Linked DNA regions of Homo sapiens: region 2 is linked to region 1. Evidence: chromatin contacts called from ENCODE Hi-C or POLR2A ChIA-PET data. All regions are on one chromosome and are shown on one strand. The core of a region is the stretch at or near the end of the contact, and the rest is flanking DNA. Distances in the headings are between cores, read along the strand shown. Region 1 holds the start of NCBP3 (nuclear cap binding subunit 3). Region 2 holds the start of PSMB6 (proteasome 20S subunit beta 6).

Region 1 (4,510 bases), core at 1,135-3,634:
TTTGACATGTGTTCATTTTACATCTGTTTGAGAGTCATGTTTTTCAACTTTTTGAAAATCAGCCCTTACCACCTTCCTAAATTCTCTGTGTCTCCAACTCAGCAGGCTGCATCGCGAACAGGAAAGGGGATGGGAGATGGTGACTAAGGTGACCACAAAGAGCAAGGCACAGAGGGCTTTCCTGACACGCGCCTAGGAGCCTTGGTGTTTGCCTGATGTCCCGGCTTGTCCTGGACTCCTCATGTACCTGCCGGCTGGTGTGCCAGGGTGCTGGGGCTCTTCTGGATGGCACTGAACTGCAACACTGAATCCTCACCGAATTGCGTCCTCAAGCAACAAGGCATCCTCCCCAGCAGGGTGAGGGGCCTGCCCAGCCTTCTCTACTGGCCTCCTGGTGTCCATAGCTGAGGAGGGATTACTTCCTCCTCTCCCATCCCCTAACCCCACAGGCCTAGTAATGGTGGGGGCTGTGACTCTTACCTATAGCTGGCCACCCCAACTACACATTTTGTTTGAAATTAAACACACACACACACACACACCCGTACATATTCTATGTATGCATTCAACCCATTTTTTTTTTTTTTTTTTGGAGACGGAGTCTCGCTCTGTCGCCCAGGCTGGAGTGCAGTGGTATGATCTCGGCTCACTGCAACCTCCACCTCCCGGGTTCAAGTGATTCTCCTGCCTCAGCCTCCCAAGTAGTGCATGCCACCATGCCCGGCTAATTTTTTTTTTTTAGTAGAGACACGGTTTCACCATGTTAGCCAGGATGATCTCGATCTCCTGACCTCATGATCTGCCCGCCTTGGCCTCCCAAAGTGTTGGGATTACAGGCATGAGCCACCGTGCCCGGCCTCAACCCAATTTTTAAAAGTACTTTGTGTCCCATTCATCAAATAAAACTAGTCCTCTAAAGAGCTCTGTCTTGTGTTTATCCTGTGGTTTAGCCCAAATTTAAGAAAAACTGTGATGTACTGCACCCCTTCTGTTGGACCCTGTATCTACATATAAATTATCACATTTAACCCTCACAACCTCCTTTGTAGGTAGGTAATGGTCCATTTTACTGATGAAGGAACTGAGACTCCAAAGTGCTAAGCAGCTTGCCTAAGGTCACACATGGTGGATGGGGCCCGGCCAGCCAGCTCGAAACCCAGGTGTGTCTGATGCTGACCATGCTCTTCCTTGGTTTATCATTATTTGCTCCTCCATGGTCAGAGCTGGTAGGGCCTCAGGGCCTCAGAGACTGTAGGGTCTCACCTATGCCCTCCTCAGATGGGAAAACAGACCCAAAAACCTGTCCAAGGTTACCCAGGGAGGAAGATGCAAAATCAGGACTCAGGCCGGGCGCGGTGGCTCATGCCTGTAATCCCAAGACTTTGGGAGGCCGAGGCGGGTGGATCGCTTGAGGTTAGGAATTCGAGACCAGCTTAGTCAACATGGTGAAACCCTGTCTCTACAAAAAAAAAAAAAAAAAAGAAAGAAAGAAAGAAAGAGGAGAGGGAGGAAGGAAGGAAAAGAGAAAGAAAGAAAAGAAGAAAGAAAGGAAGGAAGAAAGGAATAAAGAAAGAAAGAAAGAAAGAAAAAGAAAATCAGGACTCAGAACAGCAGCTGATCAGTGACACCCTCGGGACGCGTAGACAACCCCTCTCCCCCACCAGGCTCTCGTTAGAAATATCCGCCGGAAACTATGCTCACAGGTCTACAGTGGATGGCACCCTCAGGAGTCAGGAAATCGGCGTCCAAGTTCTGGCCTTTGGGCAGGTCTCTCCCTCTTGGAGTCTCAATTTTTGTGTATGTAACATGGGCCAATTTTGGGGAGACTTTTAAGAGACAAAGACTGGCAAGGCAAGTAACTTTATAAACCTACAGATTGTCCAGAGGTGATATATCAAGGCTCATTGTAAACTCTGGAAGACTTAGATCCAGCTTTTATCCCTTAAATGGCGTCACCTTGGGTCAATTTCTATGCCTCAGTTTCCTCATATATGAAATGGGGGTCAAAATAGGATCTACTTCATAGAGTTGTTCTAAGGGTTCGAGCGCTTGGAAGTGTCTGGCCCATAGTGATCACTCAGGAAAGTTGGCTTTTAGTACAGCTTTAGCCTCAAGGCGTAGCTACATTGTAACCCTTGACTACCCCGGTCTCCTCCAAGCTCCGTAGTTCCCGCAGGCCCCGCCCCCGTCCCCGCTCAGTCCCGCCTTCTCCTCCCCAGGTCCCGCCCGCGCAGCCGGCCCGGTTTTCTCCCGCCACCAGGGGGCGGCGGCGCTAAGGGCGGCCTTCTGGGCCGAAGCCGGCGACGCTCTAGGTAGCTGCGGCGGCTCCTCTGTGGCCAGTGGCAGCGGCGCTCTAGCCGGCGGCCGTGAGGGGCGGGCTCTCAGTGGTGCGGCCGGCAGGCAGCGATGGCGGCCGTACGGGGCCTGCGGGTGTCGGTGAAGGCGGAGGCCCCGGCGGGGCCGGCCCTGGGGCTCCCGTCCCCTGAGGCGGAGTCCGGTGTTGACCGTGGCGAGCCGGAGCCCATGGAGGTGGAGGAGGGCGAGCTGGAAATCGTGCCTGTGCGGCGCTCGCTCAAGGAACTGATCCCGGTACGGGCGGGGGTCGGGGGGTAAGGAAGAGGTCGCGGGGCTAGTGTCTAGCGCCGGAGGGGGCCGGAAGGGGCGGTGGCCGGAGCCCCAGCCGGGGAAGTCAAGGGAGCGGGAGAGGAGGGAGCCAGCGTCCTGGGAACGGGAACGCCGGGCTGGAGGAGGGACGCGGAGCGGGAGAAAGGACGCCGGGGCGCCGGAAATGGGTGTTGAGGGGGCTGGGGGGTGGTGGCGGAGAGCTGGGAGGGAGTTGAGGACCCCCCTCCGCTGCCCCCTCTGAGCCGCGCTGTGCAAGGAGGTGAGTGAGGAGGGGCTGGAAGGATGAGATAAAGGGGGAGCCCTGGGCGGGAACAGAACCAGGGGCAGCCCAGAAGGAGCTGTTGGGTGGCGCCAGCAACCAGGTCTCCTTGTGGGTCTTGCCCCGGAGGAATTTGTATCTGGGAAACATGGCACTCGCTCTTTGTCTTGAGAGGGCTGCACTTGTCAGCAGCAGAAACTCACTGTTTCTGTCGTGACTTCGGGGTCATCTTGCCCCCCCCGCAGCTCCAGTGACACCTACACCGTGGCCCCAGCATCTGACTCTTAATGAAAGCAAACTAGCAGACGACCAATAGACATCCTTGGTCCCTCCTTTACCGCGCTGGGGATGGTGAGAGGTGTTTTGCTTGTGACTTGGTGGCTGTATATCCAGTTCTCAGAGCTGGTTTCAGGCCTGGATGACTCCTCTTAATTTCTCACCTAACATGAATTACTTTTGACCACATGTCAACATATTTAGACTGAAGTTATGGAGAAAGGTTAAAGTATGATCGCTAGAGATGGCAAACGTTATAATTATGATTAACAACAGCTAATATAGTAGCATTTACCATTCACTATATTGTGTCACTTAAATATACTGGCCGTGCACGCCTTTAGTGCCAGCTATTCAGGAGTCTAAGTTCCAGACCAGCCTCAGCAATATAGCAAGACCCCTTTGAGGTCCCCCCTTTCCCCTCTCCCCATCTCAAAAACAAAACCAAAATAAATAAATATTACTGCAGTTGTGAAGCAGGTGTTATCATCCCTTTAGTCATTCAGTTCAACATGGTTTTTGTTTTGTTTTGTTTTGAGACGGAGTTCGCTCTTGTTGCCCAGGCTGGAACGCAATGGCGCGATCTCGGCTCACCGCAACTTCCGCCTCCCGGGTTCAAGCCATTCTCCTGCCTCAGCCTCCTGAGTAGCCAAGTACAATGGCCTGATCTTGGCTCACCGCAACCTCCGCCTCCTGGGTTCAAGCTACTCTTCTGCCTCAGCCTCCCAAGTAGTTGAGATTACAGGGATGTGCCACCGTGCCCGGCTAATTTTGTATTTTTAGTAGAGACGGGGTTTCTCCATGTTGGCCAGGCTGGTCTCGAACACCTGACCTCAGGTGATCCGCCCGCCTCTGCCTCCCAAAGTGCTGGGATTACAGGCCTGAGCCATTGCGTCCGGCCAACATGTATTTATTGCATCCCCCGCTATGTACCAAGGCACAGCCCTAGGTGCTTGATCAAGCTCAACCTCCCTCCTGGAGTTTATGTTCCATATAAACTCTAAATGACAAAAAGCCAATCTTGTGAAGATTGAAAAGGAGTTCCCCCAGCAGGGCCAGTAACAAGCACAGAGGCTCTGGGATGGGTCCAGGATTGTTGGAAACTTCTGTAGTACTAATGGAAGGGCAGTAAAAGAGGTCAGGAAGGCAGGTAGATACCACAGAGGAAACTGAGACCCAGAGAGGTCAAGAAAACTATACAGTGTCCTGTAATTAGTGACTGTCAGAGCTGAGGCTTCAGTCCTCGCTTGGTTTCCAAATCCCATCCCCTTTGCATTGCACTGTGCTGTATTTGCCTCAGGAGTTCTAGGTGAGGCTGGACCTTCTGCGTTGAGGTGGAGGGTTGTGCTC
Region 2 (4,510 bases), core at 49-2,548, 950 kb before region 1:
GTCACTCGATTGGCGATGTAGGACCTGCAGGATGGCAGAATAGTGAGGAAAGGAGCCCACCTGTCTTCCACCTCCATCCCATCACTACCCACTCTCTTAGGGCTCAGGGATAGGATGTCCAGTATTGCCTTTTTTTCCTTTTTCTTTGAGATGGAGTCTCGCTCTGTTGCCCAGGCTGGAGTACAGTGACGCGATCTCTGCTCACTGCAACATCCACCTCCTGGGTCCAAGCGATTCTCTAGCCCTAGCCTCCCAAGTAGCTGGGACTGCAGGCACGCACCGCCACGCACGGCTAATTTTTGTATTTTTTAGTAGAGACGGGGTTTCGCCATGTTGGCCAGGCTGGTCTCGAACTCCTGACCTCAGGTGATCCACCCGCCTCGGCCTCCCAAAGTACTGGGATTACAGGCGTGAGCCACCGTGCCTGGCCTCCAGTATTGCTTATTCTCATCCAAACTGAAGCGGGCTGGAGAACAGACTTTTGTAAGGATTCCACTAACGAGTGAGGGGAACTGAAAGTAACAAAAGTTGGGACAAATCTTTATCTCCAGAGAGAGAAGAAACCTCTCTTCCCACAGTGGTCTGTGGAGGCAGGCAGGGTGGGCTGGCAGGCAGGAAAGGAAAAGGAAGATGGGAAGACCTTTCACAAATCTGTCCTGAGCTCACCCAGTGGTTGTTCTGGAGTCCGCCCCCAGAACCACGCCCCCGTCAAACTGCACGGCCATGATAGTGGTCTGGGAAAAGGGAAAAAGGAGTAAGTCTACATTCTCCAGCAGACACAAACCTCAATGATCTCTCTACCTAGTTCCAAAAATACAAAATCTGTCCGTCGCTGAACCATTTTCAAATCTTATAGGGGCCTCAGCACCCCGCAGAATACCAGAATGCCAACCCTCAAATCTCAAAAGACTCATCCCGTACTTAAGCCCAAGATCCTCACTAGCCTCGCAGGATTTCAGAATTTCAAACTTCAGCCCACCCTCCACCTCCCACTACGAAGCTACCGCACCACTCCACCATCTTCGGGGTACCTCTCCCCATTCCTGGAGCACAACACATTCCACCTCCTCTCCACCCCTGCCAGATCTCTCAACCCCACTCAGGCTTTATCTTCCCATCGCGTCAGGCCTTGTGCACGTCCTATGAACCCCGATTCCTTCCTCACCCCAGTGGAAACTTCTCGGCTTTCCCAGTCTGGAGTGAACGCCTCCGGCCCCCAAGCCGGTGCTGGCCCGGCTCCCCGAGCAGCTAGTAAGGTAGCCGCCATCTTTCTCCTCCGGTACTGCCTCAAAGCAACTGTCGTAAAGCGCTCTGTCACGCTCTTTGGTCGCGCTTTGAGGCCTTCTGGGAGCGAAGCTACTCCGAGGTTGACGGCAGAAGGGAAAAGAAAAGTACAGTACTGCATGGGGACGGTTCTTTTGCGACAGTGAGCACTTGATGGCAGCGTGGCAAGCAACAAACAAAACAAGAAAGTCAGCAAAACCCCCCCCCCAAAAAACCAAAAAAAACCCAAAAACCGTTCGGCACTTTGGGAGGCTGAGGCGGGCGGATCATGAGGTTAGGAGTTCAAGACCAGCCTGGCCAACATGGTGAAACTCCTTCTCTACTAAAAAATACAAAAATTAGCCGGGCGTGGTGGGGCGCGCCTGTAATCCCGGCTACTGGGGAGGCTGAGGCAGGAGAATCGCTTGAGCCTGGGAGGCGGAGGTTACAGTGAGCCGAGATCACGCCACTGCACTCCAGCCTGAGCGACAGAGCAAGACTGTCTCAAAACAAAAGCAAAAACAAAACAAAACAAAAAACAGTCCTAGTGGCTTGCGCCGTACCGATCTTATGGAGTTACAGTCCAAAGGGCCCACAAAATAAACCTGAGAGTCTTTGGGCTAAAGTGACCACACCATGTTTTCATTTCTTTTAGTTATATACTTAGGAGTATATGCTGGCAGAGGAATTTATGGGTTCTATGATAACTGTATGTTTAACATTTTGAGCAACCGACAAACTGTTTTCCACAGAAACTGCACCATTTTACATCCCTACAAGCCATGTGTGAGGGTTCCAATTTCTCCACATCCTCACCAACACTTGTTATTGTGCATTTTTTTAGTTATAGCCATTCCAGTGGGTGTGAAGTGGTACCCTGTGGTTTTCATTGGTATTTTTCTAATGATTAGTGATGCTGAGCATATTTCCATGAGATAATTGGCCATTTGTATGTCTTTTTTGATGCAATGTTTTTTCAAGTTCTTTGCACATTCTAAAATTGGGATATGTCTTTTGTTTAATATATTTTTGGGGTTTAATTTTTTTTTTTTGAGACGAGGGTGGGGTGTGTGTGTGGGGTGGGTTTGTCTTGCGGTGTTTCCCAGGCTGGAGTGCAGATGGGATCATGGTGCACTATATCAGCCTCGAACTCCTGGGCTCCAGTGATCCTCCCGCCTCAGCTTCTCAAGTAGCTGGGACTACAGGTGTGTGCCACTGAACCCAGCTCTATTTGTCTTTTTTTTTTTTTTTTTTTTTTTTTGAGACGGAGTCTCGCTCTGTCGCCCAGGCGGGACTGCGGACTGCAGTGGCGCAATCTCGGCTCACTGCAAGCTCCGCTTCCCGGGTTCACGCCATTCTCCTGCCTCAGCCTCCCGAGTAGCTGGGACTACAGGCGCCCGCCACCGCGCCCGGCTAATTTTTTTTGTATTTTTAGTAGAGACGGGGTTTCACCTTGTTAGCCAGGATGGTCTCGATCTCCTGACCTCATGATCCACCCGCCTCGGCCTCCCAAAGTGCTGGGATTACAGGCGTGAGCCACCGCGCCCGGCCTCTATTTGTCTTTTTATACTGGTGTGATCTCGGCTCACTGCAGCTTCCGCCTCCCGGGTTCCAGCAATTCTCTTGCCCCAGCCTCCCAAGTAGCTGGGATTACAGGCATGCGCCACCATGCCCGGCTAATTTTTGTATTTTTATTAAAGAGATGGGGTTTCGCCATGTTGGCCAGGCCGGTCTCGAACTCCTAACCTCAGGTGATCCTCCCGCCTCGGCCTCCGAAAGTGCTAGGATTACAGGCATGAGCCACTGTGCCTGGCTCTATTTGTCTTTTTATTGTTGAGTTGTAAGGGTCCTTTTTAATATTCTAGGTACTAGAAACATCAGATACATGATTTGAAAATATTTTCTCCCATTGGATTGTCTTTTCATGTCCTTCATTGGTGTTCTTTGAAGCATGAAAGTTTATAGTGCCAGCTCTTACATTTTTAGGTCTGTGGTCCATTTTGAGTTAATTTTTGTATGTGATGTGAAGTAGAAGTCCAAATCCATGCTTTTGCATATGGATAGTCAGTTAGTTGTTCCAGCACCATTTGTTGAAAAGACCTGCCGGGTGCAGTGGCTCACGCCTGTAATCCCAGCACTTTGGGAGGCTGAGGCAGGCGGATCACGAGGTCAGGAGACTGAGACCATCCTGGCTAACACGGTGAAACCCCTCTACTAAAAATACAAAAAAAAAATTAGCCGGGTGTAGTGGTGGGCGCCTATAGTCCCAGCTACTCGGGAGGCTGAGGCAGGAGAATGGTCTGAGACCAGGAGGCGGAGCTTGCAGTGAGCCGAGATCGGGCCGCTGCACTCCCAAGCCTGGGCAACAGAGCAAGACTCCGTCTCAAAAAAAAAAAAAAAAAAAAAAAGACTGTCTCCCCATTGAATGATCTTGGCACCCTTGTTAAAAATCATTGACCATACATGTATGGACTTACTTCTGGATTCTCAGTTTTGTTTCATTGATCTATATGTCTATCCTATGCCAGTATCATATTGTCTCTATTACTGTAGCTTTGTAGTACTTCTTTTCTTTTCTTTTCTTTTCTCCTTTTCTTTTCTTTCCTTCCTTCCTTCCTTCGTTCTTTCTTTTCTTTTCTTTCTTGACAGATCTTGCTCTGTCACCCAGGCTGGAGAACAGTGGCGTGATCTTGGCTCACTGCAACTTCCACCTCCCAGGTTCAAGCAGTTCTTTTGCCTCAGCCTCTGAAGTAGCTGCGACTACAGGCGCCTGCCACCACGCCAGGCTAATTTTTGTAATTTTAGTAGAGACGGGGTTTCACCATATTGGCCAGGCTGGTCTCAAACTCCTGACCTCGTGATCTGTCCGCCTCGGCCTCCCAAAGTGCTGGGATTACAGGCGTGAGCCACTGCGCCCGGCCCTTTAATTTCTTTTAACAGTGTTTATAATAGTTTTCAATATATAGGTCTTGCACTTCTTTGGTTAAATTTGTTCCCAAGTATTTTATTCTTTTTGATGCTGTTATAAGTGACATTGTCTTCTTAATTTCATTTTTGGATTGTTCATTGCTAGTACATAGAAATACAACTGATTTTGGTTTTGATCTTGTATTCTGCAACTTCATTGAACCATTTATTAGTTCTTTTTGTTTGTTTGTTTGTTTTGTTTTTGAGACAGTCTTACTCTGTTGCCCAGGCTGGAGTACAGTGGCGCAATCTCGGCTCACTGCAGTCTCCACCTCCCGGG

What was found. A loop is a pair of places that touch in the nucleus more often than their neighbours do. ChIA-PET counts read pairs that join two places held with the same protein, here RNA polymerase II (POLR2A). Pooled maps may share reads with other maps.
Region 2: a pooled map shows a loop between it and region 1 (4-fold over the local background). The contact joins the promoter of PSMB6 here to the promoter of NCBP3 in region 1. A Hi-C loop is called at or near these places in 4 of 50 pooled maps. POLR2A ChIA-PET finds 5 or more read pairs at or near these places in 2 of 52 experiments (HEK293T and endothelial cell of umbilical vein).

The regions. Positions count from the first base shown.
Region 1 is chr17:3,844,120-3,848,629 of GRCh38, reverse strand. It overlaps NCBP3 (nuclear cap binding subunit 3), which reads left to right and starts at 2,384. Exons shown (of 13, transcript NM_001114118.3): 1 at 2,384-2,589. The coding sequence starts at 2,407. RefSeq lists silencers at 2,096-2,215, 2,396-2,685.
Region 2 is chr17:4,792,952-4,797,461 of GRCh38, reverse strand. PSMB6 (proteasome 20S subunit beta 6) reads right to left here and starts at 1,298. Exons shown (of 6, transcript NM_002798.3): 1 at 1,166-1,298; 2 at 667-734; 3 at 1-24. The coding sequence starts at 1,267. RefSeq lists enhancers at 985-1,514, 941-1,539.